Linked DNA regions of Homo sapiens: all the other regions are linked to region 1. Evidence: chromatin contacts called from ENCODE Hi-C or POLR2A ChIA-PET data. All regions are on one chromosome and are shown on one strand. Each heading gives the region's core, a stretch centred on a gene start or an enhancer-like site at or near the end of the contact. The rest is flanking DNA. Distances are from core to core; before and after follow the strand shown.

What was found. A loop is a pair of places that touch in the nucleus more often than their neighbours do. ChIA-PET counts read pairs that join two places held with the same protein, here RNA polymerase II (POLR2A). Pooled maps may share reads with other maps.
Region 2: a loop to region 1 is called in a map with no recorded cell type, with 21 times the contacts of the local background. The contact joins the enhancer-like site here to the promoter of ZNF14 in region 1. A Hi-C loop is called at or near these places in 2 of 37 single-sample maps with no recorded cell type and 6 of 50 pooled maps. POLR2A ChIA-PET finds 5 or more read pairs at or near these places in 1 of 52 experiments (activated naive CD8-positive, alpha-beta T cell).
Region 3: a loop to region 1 is called in a map of B cell, with 35 times the contacts of the local background. The contact joins the promoter of ZNF486 here to the promoter of ZNF14 in region 1. A Hi-C loop is called at or near these places in 4 of 168 maps with a recorded cell type or tissue (B cell, adrenal gland, ascending aorta and 1 more) and 12 of 50 pooled maps. POLR2A ChIA-PET finds 5 or more read pairs at or near these places in 4 of 52 experiments (Panc1, activated T-cell and activated naive CD4-positive, alpha-beta T cell).

What each region holds. Positions count from the first base shown.
Region 1 is chr19:19,730,842-19,735,103 of GRCh38, reverse strand. It overlaps ZNF14 (zinc finger protein 14), which reads left to right and starts at 1,992. Exons shown (of 4, transcript NM_021030.3): 1 at 1,992-2,148. The coding sequence starts at 2,146. RefSeq lists a silencer at 2,337-2,486.
Region 2 is chr19:20,236,541-20,240,802 of GRCh38, reverse strand. It overlaps LOC105372310 (a long non-coding RNA gene), which reads left to right. Exons shown (of 7, transcript XR_007067164.1): 2 at 166-303; 3 at 1,013-1,821; 4 at 2,253-2,515. Among named protein-coding and RNA genes, the nearest start is that of ZNF486, 71 kb to the right of the region's middle. RefSeq lists enhancers at 1,578-2,096, 2,608-3,118. Within about 2 kb of position 2,327, at least 17 of the 41 ENCODE cell types and tissues checked have a DNase peak (open chromatin) inside an H3K27ac peak, as active enhancers do.
Region 3 is chr19:20,164,832-20,169,093 of GRCh38, reverse strand. It overlaps ZNF486 (zinc finger protein 486), which reads right to left and starts at 1,880. Exons shown (of 4, transcript NM_052852.4): 1 at 1,734-1,880. The coding sequence starts at 1,763. All of the region lies in intron 5 of LOC105372310 (a long non-coding RNA gene), which reads left to right. RefSeq lists an enhancer at 357-1,298.

The sequences.
Region 1 (4,262 bases), core at 743-3,242:
CATATGATCCAGGAAGTCTGCTTCTGAGCATACCCTAAAAAACTGAAAGCAGCAACCCACATATTTGTTCACCCATGTTCATAGACATATTATTTACCATAGCCAAAGGCAGAAGCAACCTAGGTGTCCAGGAAAGGATAAATAAGGCCGGGCGAGGTGGCTCATGCGGTAATCCCAGCACTTTGGGAGGCCAAGGTGGGCAGATCTCTTGACCCCAGGAGTTTGAGACCAGCCTGGGCAACATGGCGAAACCCCATCTCTGCTAAAATTACAAAAATTAGCTGGGCATAGTGGCACATGCCTGTAACCCCAGCTACTCAGGAGGCTGAGGCACAAGGATTGCTTGAGCCCAGGAGGTGGAGTGCAGTGAGCCGAGATCACGCCATTGCACTCCAGTCTGAGCAACAGAGCAAGACTGTCTCAAAAAAAAAAAAAGAAAGAAAGATAAATAGATCCAGAAAAATCCAGAAATTTGATATCTACATACAATAGAATACAATTCTATTCTATTGTATGTAGATTTAGGAACTGACTAATTTAGGAACTCTTTAAAAAATGTTTAAATAAAGCATTAAAAAGAAGTAAATTGGGGACAGGCGAGGTGGCTCACACCCCCAGCACTTTGGGAGGCCAAAGAGGGCAGATCACCTGAGGTCAGGCGTTCGAGACCAGCCTGGCCAACATGGTGAAACTCTATCTCTACTACAATACAAAAATCAGCCGGGAGTAGTGGTGGGCGCCTGTAATCCTGGCTACTCAGGAAGCTGAGTCAGGAGAATCACTTGAACCTGGGAGGCAGAGGTTGCGGTGGCTGAGCGCCACTGCACTCCAGCCTGGGCAACGAGAGCGAGACTCCATCTCCAAAGGAAAAAAAAAGAAGTAAATTGGCCGGTGGCAGTGGCTCACACCTGTAATCCCAGCACTTTGAGAGGTCGAGGCAGGAGGATTGCTTGAACCTAGGAGTTCGAGACCAGCCTGGGCAACAGAAGGAGACACACATCTCTACCAAAAATTAAAATTAAAATTAAAACAATTAGCCAGGCCTGGTAGTGCGTGCGTGTAGTCCCAGATACTTAGGAGGCTCAGGTTGGAGGCTTGCTTGAATCCAGGAGTTGAAGCCTGCAGTGAGCAATGATCACACCACTGCACTTCAGCCTGGGCTACAGAGCAAAACCCTGTCTCTTAAAAAAAAAAAAAAGAAGAAGAGGCCGGGCGTGGTGGCTCACGCCTGTAATCCCAACGCTTTGGGAGGCCGAGGCCGGCAGATCACGAGGTCAGGAGATCGAGACCATCCTGACTAACACAGTGAAACCCCGTCTCTACTAAAAAAATACAAAAAATTAGCCGGGCGTGGTGGCGGGCGCCTGTATTCCCAGCTACTCGTGAGGCTGAGGCAGGAGAATGGCGTGAACCCGGGAGGCGGAGCTTGCAGTGAGCCGAGATGCGCCACTGCACTCCAGCCTGGGCGACAGAGCGAGACTCCGTCTCAAAAAAAAAAAAAAAAAGAAGAAATAAATCCTAACACATACTACAAGGTGAAGCTCGAGGACATTATGCTAAGTGAAATAAGCACGTCAGGAAAGGACAAATACTTTATGACGCCATTTACATGAGATTCCCACAGTCAAATTCACGAACTCAGACAATGGAATGGAGGTTGCAAAAGACCCTGAGGGAAGGAGGTGCACGGGGAGTTGTGCAACGAGACAGATTTCAGTGTTGCAAGATGAAAACAATTCTGGAAATTGGCTTCACAATGTGAATGTATTTAACAGTACTGAAGAGAACACTTAAAATGGATGGGAGGCAAAGAACACATTCGGTTTAAACGCAAACGTCCTGGCGGGGACAAGCCGGACTGAAGCCAGGCCAGCTCAACCACGCCCCTTCCTGCTCCGCTGTCACTCAGTGATAAAGAGGCGGGGCCATTGGATCTGTCCAATCAGGACCTCAGCTGAAAAGATGTGAGCGGCGCCACGCTGGGCCTGCGCAGTGCGGACGTCGCCATTCCTGGCCCATGGGAAGATTGCGTTTCACCTGCTCCTGAAGGCCGAAGGTGGCTCTAGCGCATCCTTTGTCGCGCCGTGACCTGCAGGTACTGACAGATCCGTAGGGAGGACACCGTGACTTCCCGGACGCTGGGAAATGGTGAGTGTGCGGGGCCAGTGTCCGAGGGGAGGTTTCTGGTTGGAACCGTCTGTGGCCGAGGCCGGGGACCTCCTTGCAGTCAACTCCGGGGTTTGCAGACCCGGGGGCCACCGCGGGCGCAGTTCGGCCCTCGGTCCTCTCTGTGGGAGCTGGACCCGCAGCCGGGAGCCCCAGCGTCCTGTCCCGTCCCCGCGGGGCGACCTCGGCCCCCGGTCCTGGAGCCCTCTATGGGCAGCTCTGCGCCCGCAGCCCCGCGTCTCCCCGGATTGTTCGGTGACAGCGGGAGGGTCCTGGGGAGATCCCATCTCGGTCTGTGGGGTTTGTGCGTTTAAGAAACCACTTGGTTGGAAACCTTACGATGAATCCACGGGTGCGTTTCCTCACTTGTGAGAACCGAAGCCTGGCTAGGTCCTTGCTGCCGGGGTCAGGTTCCTGTGGCTGTTCAAACGCCCCTGCCCTCATCACCAGGGACTGACCCCCTCTAGTGCTCCCAGCACTCAAGTCTGGGGGTGTTTTTGACCTTCTGAATGTGGGCTTTCTTTTCGAACTGCGGGGAAGGGGACTCCTTATCTTAACTGATCAGAAAGTTTGTGTTTCTTCCCTTTGGACTCCTTGATCAAATATTAATTCTAGCCACCCTTAATTCCAGTTTCCCTTCGCTCTGGGTAATTTTGTTCCCTTGCGTGAATGTGTGCGATTTTTAGTTTCTTTGGTTTCTGGATGGAATTAATTGTGAGCTTGTTCAGGTTCTTTTAAATTTTCTTGTTTGTGTGTGTTTATCTGTGTGGTTTCTACCCAAGAGATTTCGCCTATGTTGGAGTGCCATGATGATGCAAAATCTCTGTATGTCATTTGTTCCGTATATAAGTGGTAAGCATTTTTTTTTGTGTGTGACGGAGTCTCGCTCTGTCGCCCGGGATGGAGTGCAGTGGCGCGATCTCCAGCTCACTGCAAGCTCCGCCTCCCAGGTTCAAGCCATTCTGCCTCAGCCTTCCCAGTAGCTGGGACTACAGGCGCCCGCCACCACGCCCAGCTAATTTTTTTGTATTTTTAGTAGAGACGGGGTTTCACCGTGTTAGCCAGGATGGTCTCGATCTCCTGACCTTGTGATCTGCCCGCCTTGGCCTCCCAAAGTGCTGGGATTACAGGCGTGAGCCACCGCGCCCGGCTAAGTGGTAAGCTTTGAGGTGTTTGTGAGAGTGATGTTTATGACACACACCACTTTGATACATTCTGATTGTAAGTGTATGTTGTGATTTTTTCTTTCCTCGTGTGGTTGTAATAGGTCAGTGTGTTTTTCTCTGAGCAATTAACCAGTGGAAGGTTCCTAAGTCTAGAGTCATTGTGGGTAGTTTTGTTGTTGTTTTTTTTCTTTTTTTTGAGATGGAATCTCACTCTGTCGCCCAGGCTGGAGTGCAACGGCATGATCACAGCTCACTGCAACCTCTGCCTCCCTGGTTCAAGCAGTTCTCCTGCTTCAGCCTCCTGCATAGCTGGGATTACAGGCACCCACCACCACACCCGGCTAATTCTTTTATTTTTTAGCAGAGATGGGGTTTCACCATGTTGGCCAGGCTGGTCTTGAACTCCTGACCTCAGGTGGTCTGCCTGCCTCAACCTCCCAAAGTGCTGGGATTACAGGCATGAGCCACCGCGCCTGGCTGATTGTGGGTATTCTTTTGATGCTGATATGTCAGTTTGGGTACCATATCTAGTTTGGGTACCCTATCCTGAAAGGTGTAGTATATAGTTTTTCAGAATTGGAATACTAATTATTTTTGTATAAAATAATCAATAAATAATGGTTTTTCTAAGGTGGTTATTTGTAGATTATATCTTTTATCTGTCTGTGTACTTGGGTCAAAAGCTAGTTGTGAGTCTCCTCATCTTAATTCAAGTAGGCTTAATATACGTGACCTTGAATCTTCACATCCTGATGGTTTGGATGTATCCAGTTGAACTACAGCTGCTTTATGCCAGTGTTTTGTAAATAATTTTCCTGATTGTATTGGGTTTCTTTTTTTATATTTTCTTTCTTCTTTTGAGATGGAGTTTCACTCTTGTTGCCCAGGCTGGAGTGCAATGGGGTGATCTCGGCTCACCGCAACCTCCGC
Region 2 (4,262 bases), core at 1,078-3,577, 510 kb before region 1:
TGAAAAACAATAGGCAATCGCAAAAACAAGTTGACATTTTTATGTTCCTCGTGCCGGGTCATGAAAGGCCCTCGTGACTAGGCCTCATGCGAAACAACTAGTTACAAAAGAGCTAGGATACCAGACTGGGCTGAAGCTTCATGAGACCTCTTCTCATCTGTGCAGGAATGAGCGGCCGACTCTGGAGCCCAAGCTGTTGCTTCCCATCTGGTGGTGAGGCCTCCACTGTCTGGTGAGTGCAATGTCCGATGCTAGAGCCCAGGCTGTTGCTTCCCACTCTGGTAGTGAATCCTCCATAGTCTGGTGAGTGTAAATATATATATATTTTTTCCTTTCTCCTCTTCCCATTGCAATTTGCTTATTATATCAATCTACTTGTTATATCAATCTGCTTATTATATTGATTTGCTTATTACATAATTTGCTTATTATATCTGCATTGCTATTTACGTGGAATGAAGCTTGTTTACCCTTAAAGGTATTGTGTGTGTGTCTTTCCTTCTCCCCCTCGTGCGTTTCCCGCACAGAACACTTTTGGTGTCACAAACAGGATTCAAAAACAAAAGTGTGCCACTTTTTAGCAACAAGGGCAGGGCGGGAGGCTCGAGGACTTCCCATATCCCCGGATGGAAACTCCCCCAGTTCTCTCCCTTGGCAATTGAATGGTCAAGGGGAACCGGACTTTGTAAGAATTGGGAATCTAAATTAGTGCAATTTAGACCTTTGTGCGTGAAGTGCTGCAGGGAATTCCAGTCAGCAAAGGAGACGCTGAGGGGATCTCCCAGAGTGGATGGTGTTTCCTTACTGCTTATAAGATAATGTGTCAAGATAGGGGCTGGTTGCATCCTATGAAATGCAGGGAAATAATTCATTTTACCAAAGGCTAAGCCTAAAATACTAGAATTTGCAACCCCTACCACTAAAAATGAGGCTCAGAAATTTATTGGCTTGTTTGGATTCTGGAGACATCATATTCCCCACTTGGGTAACATGTTACAACCTCTGCATGCAGCCACCAGAAAACGCTATGACTTTGGGGAGAGAAAGAGATCATGGCTTCCGAACAAGATAAACAAGCAGTGCAACTGGCCCTGGATCTATGACCCATTTGGGATGGTCCCGTAGAACTGCAAGTAACTGTCCTAGATCAACATGCTAATTGGAGCCTTAGGCAGAAACAAGATGGGAAGAGGTACATTTCTGGTTTTGGACCCAGAAACTGCCAGAGGCCAGCAAAGCTTATAACCCTTTCGAGGAGCAATTGTTAGCTTGCTATTGGGCTTTGCTGGAAACGAAACACCTCTGCTTCAACCATGATGTCTTTATGAGGCTTGAAATTCCTATTATGACTTGGGTCATGAGTTCCCCCGAAACTCACCAGATAGGGCACGCCAAGGGGGAGAACTGGGGGAGTTTCCATTCCGGGATTTGGGACGTCCCCAAGTTTCCAGCCTTGGGCTCCAGAGTCAGACACCGCACTCTCCAGGCTGGAAGATTCTCCACCAGGCCAGGAAGCAACAGCATGGGTTCCAGAGTGGGACACCCGCACTCACCAGACTATGAAGGACTCACCACCAGACCAAGAAGCAACAGCCTGAGCTCCAGAGTCAGACACCACCCTCATCAGACTGTGGAGGATTCACCACCAGACAGGGAAGCAACAGCCTGGGCTCCAGAGTTGGCCACTCGTCCGTGCACAGACGAGGAGAGGTCTCATGAAGCTTCGGTGCAGTCTGGGACCACAGCTCTTTAGTAACGAGTTGTTTGGCATAAAGCCCAGTCACAGGGCTCTTCAGGACAGGGCTTAAGGAACACAAAAAGGTCAGCTTGTTTTTGTGATTGTCTATTGTTTTTCAACAATAGTAGCTGTAATCCCAGCTACTCAGGAGGCTGAGGCAGGAAAATCGGGTGAGCGAGACCCCGCCACTGCACTCCAGCCTGGGTGACAAAGCGAGACTCCGTCTCAAAAAAAAAAAAAAAAACATTAGCTTTAGTATTGATAATACACTACTAACAAAGTAAACGTTGATTTTCTCTTGAACAAAAATTTTATGTATTATTAATATGCCAGCAAAATACTTCTGTTCACCTTTTGAATACATTCAAAAGGAGAGTGAGTACAAAAGAGAATTTTCTCATGCTCTGGGGGGGGCCTGGGTCAGCTCAGGAAGGAAGCCCTGCCTGTAAAGGCTGCAGCTTAGGCTGTCTCTCTTCACTTAGCCCAGCATCTGATCACATCTTCTGTCACTCAGGGCCTGAGGGGCGGGACCTAAAGCATTATCCAATCAGAGACGCTGGGCTGGAAACCGTCCAATCAGGCACGCAGCTGGAGCGACGAGGACGGCTTTCCGCTTTTGGCGCGGCCTTTGTCTCTAGCTGCAGCCGGCGTTTCAGGTCTCGTCTTCACTGGTCTGTGTCCTATTCTCCTGGAGGCCCAGCCTCTGTGGCCCTGTGACCTGCAGGTATTGGGAGATCCACAGCTAAAACCCCAGGACACCCTGGAAGCATAGAAATGGTGAGAGTGCCCGGCCGACATCCCGAGACAGGAAGAGGGGCAGGGTGGAACTGGTGGGAAGTGACTGTGGCGGGACTCAGGCCTCTTCGCAGTCAGCTCCACAATGTGCGCCCCAAGTTCTCCTTGCCCAGGTTGGCCTCAGCCCCCTTCAGCCTTAAGATGGCGACTGCGCTGACAGCCGGGCCGCCAGGCCTCCTGTCTCTTCCTCTCGCAGTGACTGTGCCATGGCCTGGAGCCCTTTCTAGGCAGCTCTGCAGCGGCAGCGCCGCGTTTCTCCCAGATTTTGCAGGGACCATGGGAGGGTCGTCAGGGGAGAATCCTGACTCGGGATGTGGGTTCATGAATGGGAAGAGCTTTGGTCCGTGGGGTTCACAGTTTCTCTTTTCTGTTATTAAAAATGTGTGGAATCCGGGAGGTGGAGCTTGCATTGAGCCGAGATTGCACCACCACTCCAGCCTGGGCGACAGAGGGAGACTCCGTCTCAAAGAAAAAAAAAAAGTATGGTGCCAGGTACGAAATGCCAGTAATCCCAACACTTTGGGAGGCTGAGAAGGGCTGATCACTTGAGGTCAGGAGTTGAAGACCAGCCTGGGCAAAATGGGGAAACCCCATCTCTACAAAGAAAATAGAAAAATTAGCTGAGTGTGATGGCGAATGTCTCTAGTCCCAGCTACTCGGGAGGCAGAGGAGAGAGAATCGCTTGAACCCAGGAGGCGGAGGCTGCAGTGAGCTGATATCACACCACTGCATTCCAGCCTGGGTGACAGAGCAAGACTTTGTCCTTTTTTTTTTTTTTTTTTTTTTTGAGACGGAGTCTCGCTGTCGCCCAGGCTGGAGTACAGTGGCGCGATCTCGGCCCACTGCAGGCTCCGCCCCCTGGGGTTCACGCCATTCTCCTGCCTCAGCTTCCCGAGTAGCTGGGACTACAGGCGCCCGCCACCTTGCCTGGCTAATTTTTTGTATTTTTAGTAGAGACGGGGTTTCACTGTGTTAACCAGGATGGTCTCCATCTCCTGACCTCGTGATCCGCCCGCCTTGGCCTCCCAAAGTGCTGGGATTACAGGCGTGAACCACCGCGCCCGGCCTAAGACTTTGTCTAAAAAAATAAATAAATACATAAATTATGGGAGTCACCGCAAAAATATCAAATAATTTAATCAGTCATTCAAGAGCACCCAGCTATAGTTTGTAGTTTGCGGTCCATGGGAGGGGCTTGAAGGAAACATTGATAAGGTGCATGATGAAGAAAACCATATTCAATAATTCAATACGTATAGTTATGTAGTTTCTTTGTACAATTAAGGTGGAAATTTCCTGGTTATGTAATCAGAGCTTAATTGGCAGTTTATGGTTTTTTAAGCCTGAATTTTGTTTCCCGAATGTAGTAATTTAGCAAAAACTGCACTTGAGTTTAGATTTTTATTTTAGAAGGAGGAATCCGAGGACTAGAGCATCCTCAGTCTAATTGCCTGCCACTTAATTATTTCCACACCCCACAGGGGACTGATTTTTCCCTAGCATTTTTCACATGTGTCCTAAGCAGGGCCTGAAATGTACCCCACGTTCCTCAATTAATCATTTTTTTTAAAGCATTGCATAACACTATTGAAAAGACTTGTTTTCTCTTTGTAAATATTTCCCAGAAGAAAGCAAAGAATAATCCCCTGACACTGTATTGTAAAAAATATCTGTGCCTGCATTTCTTTTGTTGTTTTTGTTTTTTGAGATGGAATCTGGCTCTATTGCC
Region 3 (4,262 bases), core at 631-3,130, 430 kb before region 1:
GCTGAGGTAGGCGGATCACAAGGTCAGGAGTTCGACACCAGCCTGGCCAATATGGTGAAACCCCGTCTCTGCTAAAAATACAAAAATTAGCCGGGCGTGGTGGCGAGTGCCTGTAGTCCCAGCTACTTGGGAGGCTGAGGCAGGAGAACTGCTTGAACCCCGGAGGCGGAGGTTGCAGTGAGCCGAGATCGCGCCACTGCACTCCAGCCTGGGCCACAAAGCAAGACTGTCTCAAAAAAAAAAAATTTTTTTTAACCCCCTCCTTTTGCAGACTTCATATTAGCCTTAGCTTGGAATTACTAGGTTCAAGCTTTAATTTCCATGTCAGTGTTATTCACTTGGTTTTTGAAACTAAGTGTTTGAAAAATCCAGTGAAATTACTCAAACAGTGTTTACATAAAGGAAGAAAATTTTAAGATTCTTACTTTTTTTTTTTTTTGAGACGGAGTTTCGCTGTTGTTGCCCAGGCTGGAGTGCAATGGCACGATCTCGGCTCACCGCAACCTCCTCCTCCCGGGTTCAAGCAACTCTCCTGCCTCAGCCTCCCGAGTAGCTGGGATTACAGGCATGCGCCACCAAGCCCAGCTAATTTTGTATTTTTAATAGAGACAGGGTTTCTCCATGTTAGTCAGGCCGGTCTCGAACTCCCGAACTCAGGTGATCCGCCTGCCTTGGCCTCCCAAAGTGCTGGGATTACAGGCGTGAGCCACTGCGCCTGGCCCTTCTTTTGTGTGTGTGAAGGAGTCTTGCTCTGTCACGCACACTTAAGTACGATGGCGCGGTCTCAGCTCACTGCAACCTCCGCCTCCTGGGTTCAACCAATTCTCGTGCCTCAGCCTCCCAAGTAGCTGGGATTACAGGTGCCTGCCACCACACCTGGCTAATTTTTGTATTTTTAGTAGAGACGGGGTTCACGGTGTTGGCCAGGATGGTCTAGAACTCCTGACCACAAGATCCTCCCGCCTAGGTCTCTCAAAATGCTGGGATTACAGGCGTGAGCCACCGCGCCCGACCAGGAATGGGTTTTTAACCCCAACGTAGTTTTTGTTTTTGTGTCCTTCCCCTATTGGCTGGGGTCAGACCGCACAATCTAAGCTGATCCCGGTTGGCTTAGACCCAAACTTTTTCCAAATAGGATAAACGAGCGATTTGCGAGAAAAGGAAAAGGGAGAAAAAGGGGTAGGGTTGTTTTACAACTTTTACAACTTCTGATCAGGAAGTTGAGTCTTTGAAGAGGAATTTAGTTGTCCTAGCAACCCTTTACCTCAAGTGATCCGCCAGCCTTCGCCTCCCAAAATGCTGGGATTACAGACGTCAACCACCGCGCCCGGCCCCATAAATTTTTAACAAAAGAAAAGAGAAACTGTGAACCCCACGGACCAAAGCTCTTCCGAATCGTGAACCCGCACCCCGAGTCAAGATTCTCCCCTGATGACCTTCTCGTGGTTCCCGCACCATCTGGGAGAGACCCGAAGCTGCGGGTGGAGAGCTGCTGCACAGAGAGGGCGCCAGGCCAGGGCACGGTCACTGCGCAGGGAAGAGACAGGACGCCCCGGGACCGGCTGTCAGCGCAGCCACCATCTTATGGCTGAAGGGGACTGAGGCCGAGCTGGGTAAGGAGAAGTCCGGACGCAGATTGTGGAGCTGACTACGGGGAGGCCTGAGTCCCTCCACAGCCACTTCCCATCAACCAGTCCCTCCCCTCTCTCAGGATGTCCAATGGGCACTCTCACCATTTCTAGGCTTCTAAGGGGTCCCGGCATCTTGGCTGTGGATCTCCCAATACCTACAGGACACAGGGCCACAGAGGGTGGGCCTCTAGGAGCAGAGGACACAGAGTAGCGAAGAGGCGACCTAGAGCTCCAGATGCAGCGAGAGACAAAGGCCGCGCCAAACCCGGAAGCCGTCCTCTTTGCTCCAGCTGCCTGCCTGATTGGACGGTTTCCAGCCCAGCGTCTCTGATTGGATAATGCTTAAGGCCCCGCCCACTCAGTCCCTGAGTGACAGAGGATGTGATCAGATGCTGGGCTGAGTGATGAAAGAGTAACAGCCTAAGCTGCAGCCTTTTCAGGCAGGGCTTCCTCCCTGAGCTGAGCCAGGCCCACCCTAGAGCAAGGGAAAATTCTATCTCTTTTTTACTCTCTCTCTTTTTGCATGTATTCAAAAGGTGAACAGAAGTATTTTGCTGTCATATTAATAATACATAAAATTTTTGTTAGAAAATCAACTTTTACTTTGGTAATAGTGTATTATCAATACTAAAGCTAATTTTAATAAAACCTTATATATAAATCAGATTTGTCACTTTTGACCTCTCGAGATTTACACATATATTTCATAATCACTTGTAATTTTTTTAACTTTTTATATTTTATCTACATTCTTTTTTTCAATTTGAAACAACCTTTAAGTAATTTCAAATTGTTACAGGAAATAGAAATCATTTAGAACCAGGCGCAGTGGCTCACGCCTCTAATTCCAGCACTTTGGGAGGCCAAGGTGGGCGGATAACTTGAGTCAGGAGTTCAAGACCAGCCTGGCCAACATGGTGAAACCCCATTTCTACTAAAAATACAAAAAATTATCTGGGTGTGCTGGTGTGCACTTGTAGTCCCAGCTACTCCGGAGGCTGAGGCAAGAGAATCGCTTGAACCCAGGAGGCGGAGGTTGTGTAACAGCCCAAGGGTTTTACCTTGCCTTTTGTCTAGACAGAGCTGATTCATAAAGACAGGCCTTTTGCCTAGACAGAGCCCATTCATCAAGACAGGGGAATTTGTGGAGGAAAAGTTAAATATTAATTTTGAAATAAATTGAACACAGACACAAACAATGGTCACCAAGTCTCAGAACCGGTTGTGTGACCCCCTTGAGGCATTCATTGAGGCATTCATGTAGTGTCATTTCAGAGAAATCTCTGTTTCAATCTATTCCTATATGTTAGTTATTGAAAAACAAGATAACGTTTTTGTGTTCCTTGAGCCCAGTCGCAAAGGGCCCTAGTGACTGGGCCTCATGCCAAACATTTCAGCTCCATCAGGTCATTTATGTTCCTCTCCAAACTGTTTATTCTAGTTAGCAGTTCCTCTAACCTTTTATCAAGGTTCTTAGCTTCTTCAAATTGGGTTCGAACATGTTTCTTTAGCTCAGCAGAGTTTGTTATTAACCATCTTCTGAGGCCTACTTCTGTGAATTCATGCATCTCATCCTCTTATGTTCCTCTCCAAACTGGTTATTCTAGTTAGCAGTTCCTCTAACCTTTTATCAAGGTTCTTAGCTTCTTCAAATTGGGTTCAAACATGTTTCTTTAGCTCAGCAGAGTTTGTTATTAACCGTCTTCTGAAGCCTACTTCTGTGAATTCATGCATCTCATCCTCTTATGTTCCTCTCCAAACTGGTTATTCTAGTTAACAGTTCCTCTAACCTTTTATCGAGGTTCTTAGCTTCTTCAAATTGGGTTTGAACATGTTTCTTTAGCTCAGCAGAGTTTGTTATTAACCATCTTCTGAAGCCTACTTCTATCAATTCATGCATCTCATCTTCTGTCCAGTTCTGCACCTTGCTGAAGAGACATTTTGATCATTTGGAAGAGAAGAGGCACTCTGGCCTTTCAGCTGTTTTTTGTTGATTCTTTCTCATCTTCATGAGTTTGTCTAGTTTCGATCTTTGAGGCTTCTGACACTTGGATTTTTTTTTTTTAACAGTCTCTCTCTCTGTCACTCAGGCTGGAGTGCAGTGGCACAATCGCAGCTCACTGCAAATTCTGCCTCCCAGGTTCAAGTGATTCTCATGTCTCAGACTACCTAGTAGCTGGGACTACAGGCATGCACCACCACGCCTGGCTATTTTTTTTTGTATTTTTTAGTAGAGACAAGGTTTCACCATGTTGGCCAGGCTAGTCTCGAACTCGTGACCTCAAGTGCTCTGCCCACTGCCTCGGCCTCCCAAAGTATTGGGTTACAGGTGTGAGCCACCATGTGTGGCTTTGGATGAGGTTTTTGTGGGTACATTTTTTTCTTGTTGATGCATTGTTGCTTTCTGTTTGTTTTTCTTTCAATGGTCAGGTCCATCTTCTGTAGCGCTGCTGCAGTTTGCTAGGGGCTAACTTCAGGACCTATTCATCTGGTTCACCGCCGTGCCTGGAGATGTCACTCAAGGAAGTTGGAGAACAGCAAAGAAGAGTGCCCGCTCCTTCCTCTGGGATCTCTGACCTCAAGAGGCACAAACCTGATGCCAGTAGAATTGCTCCTCTATAGGGTGTCTGA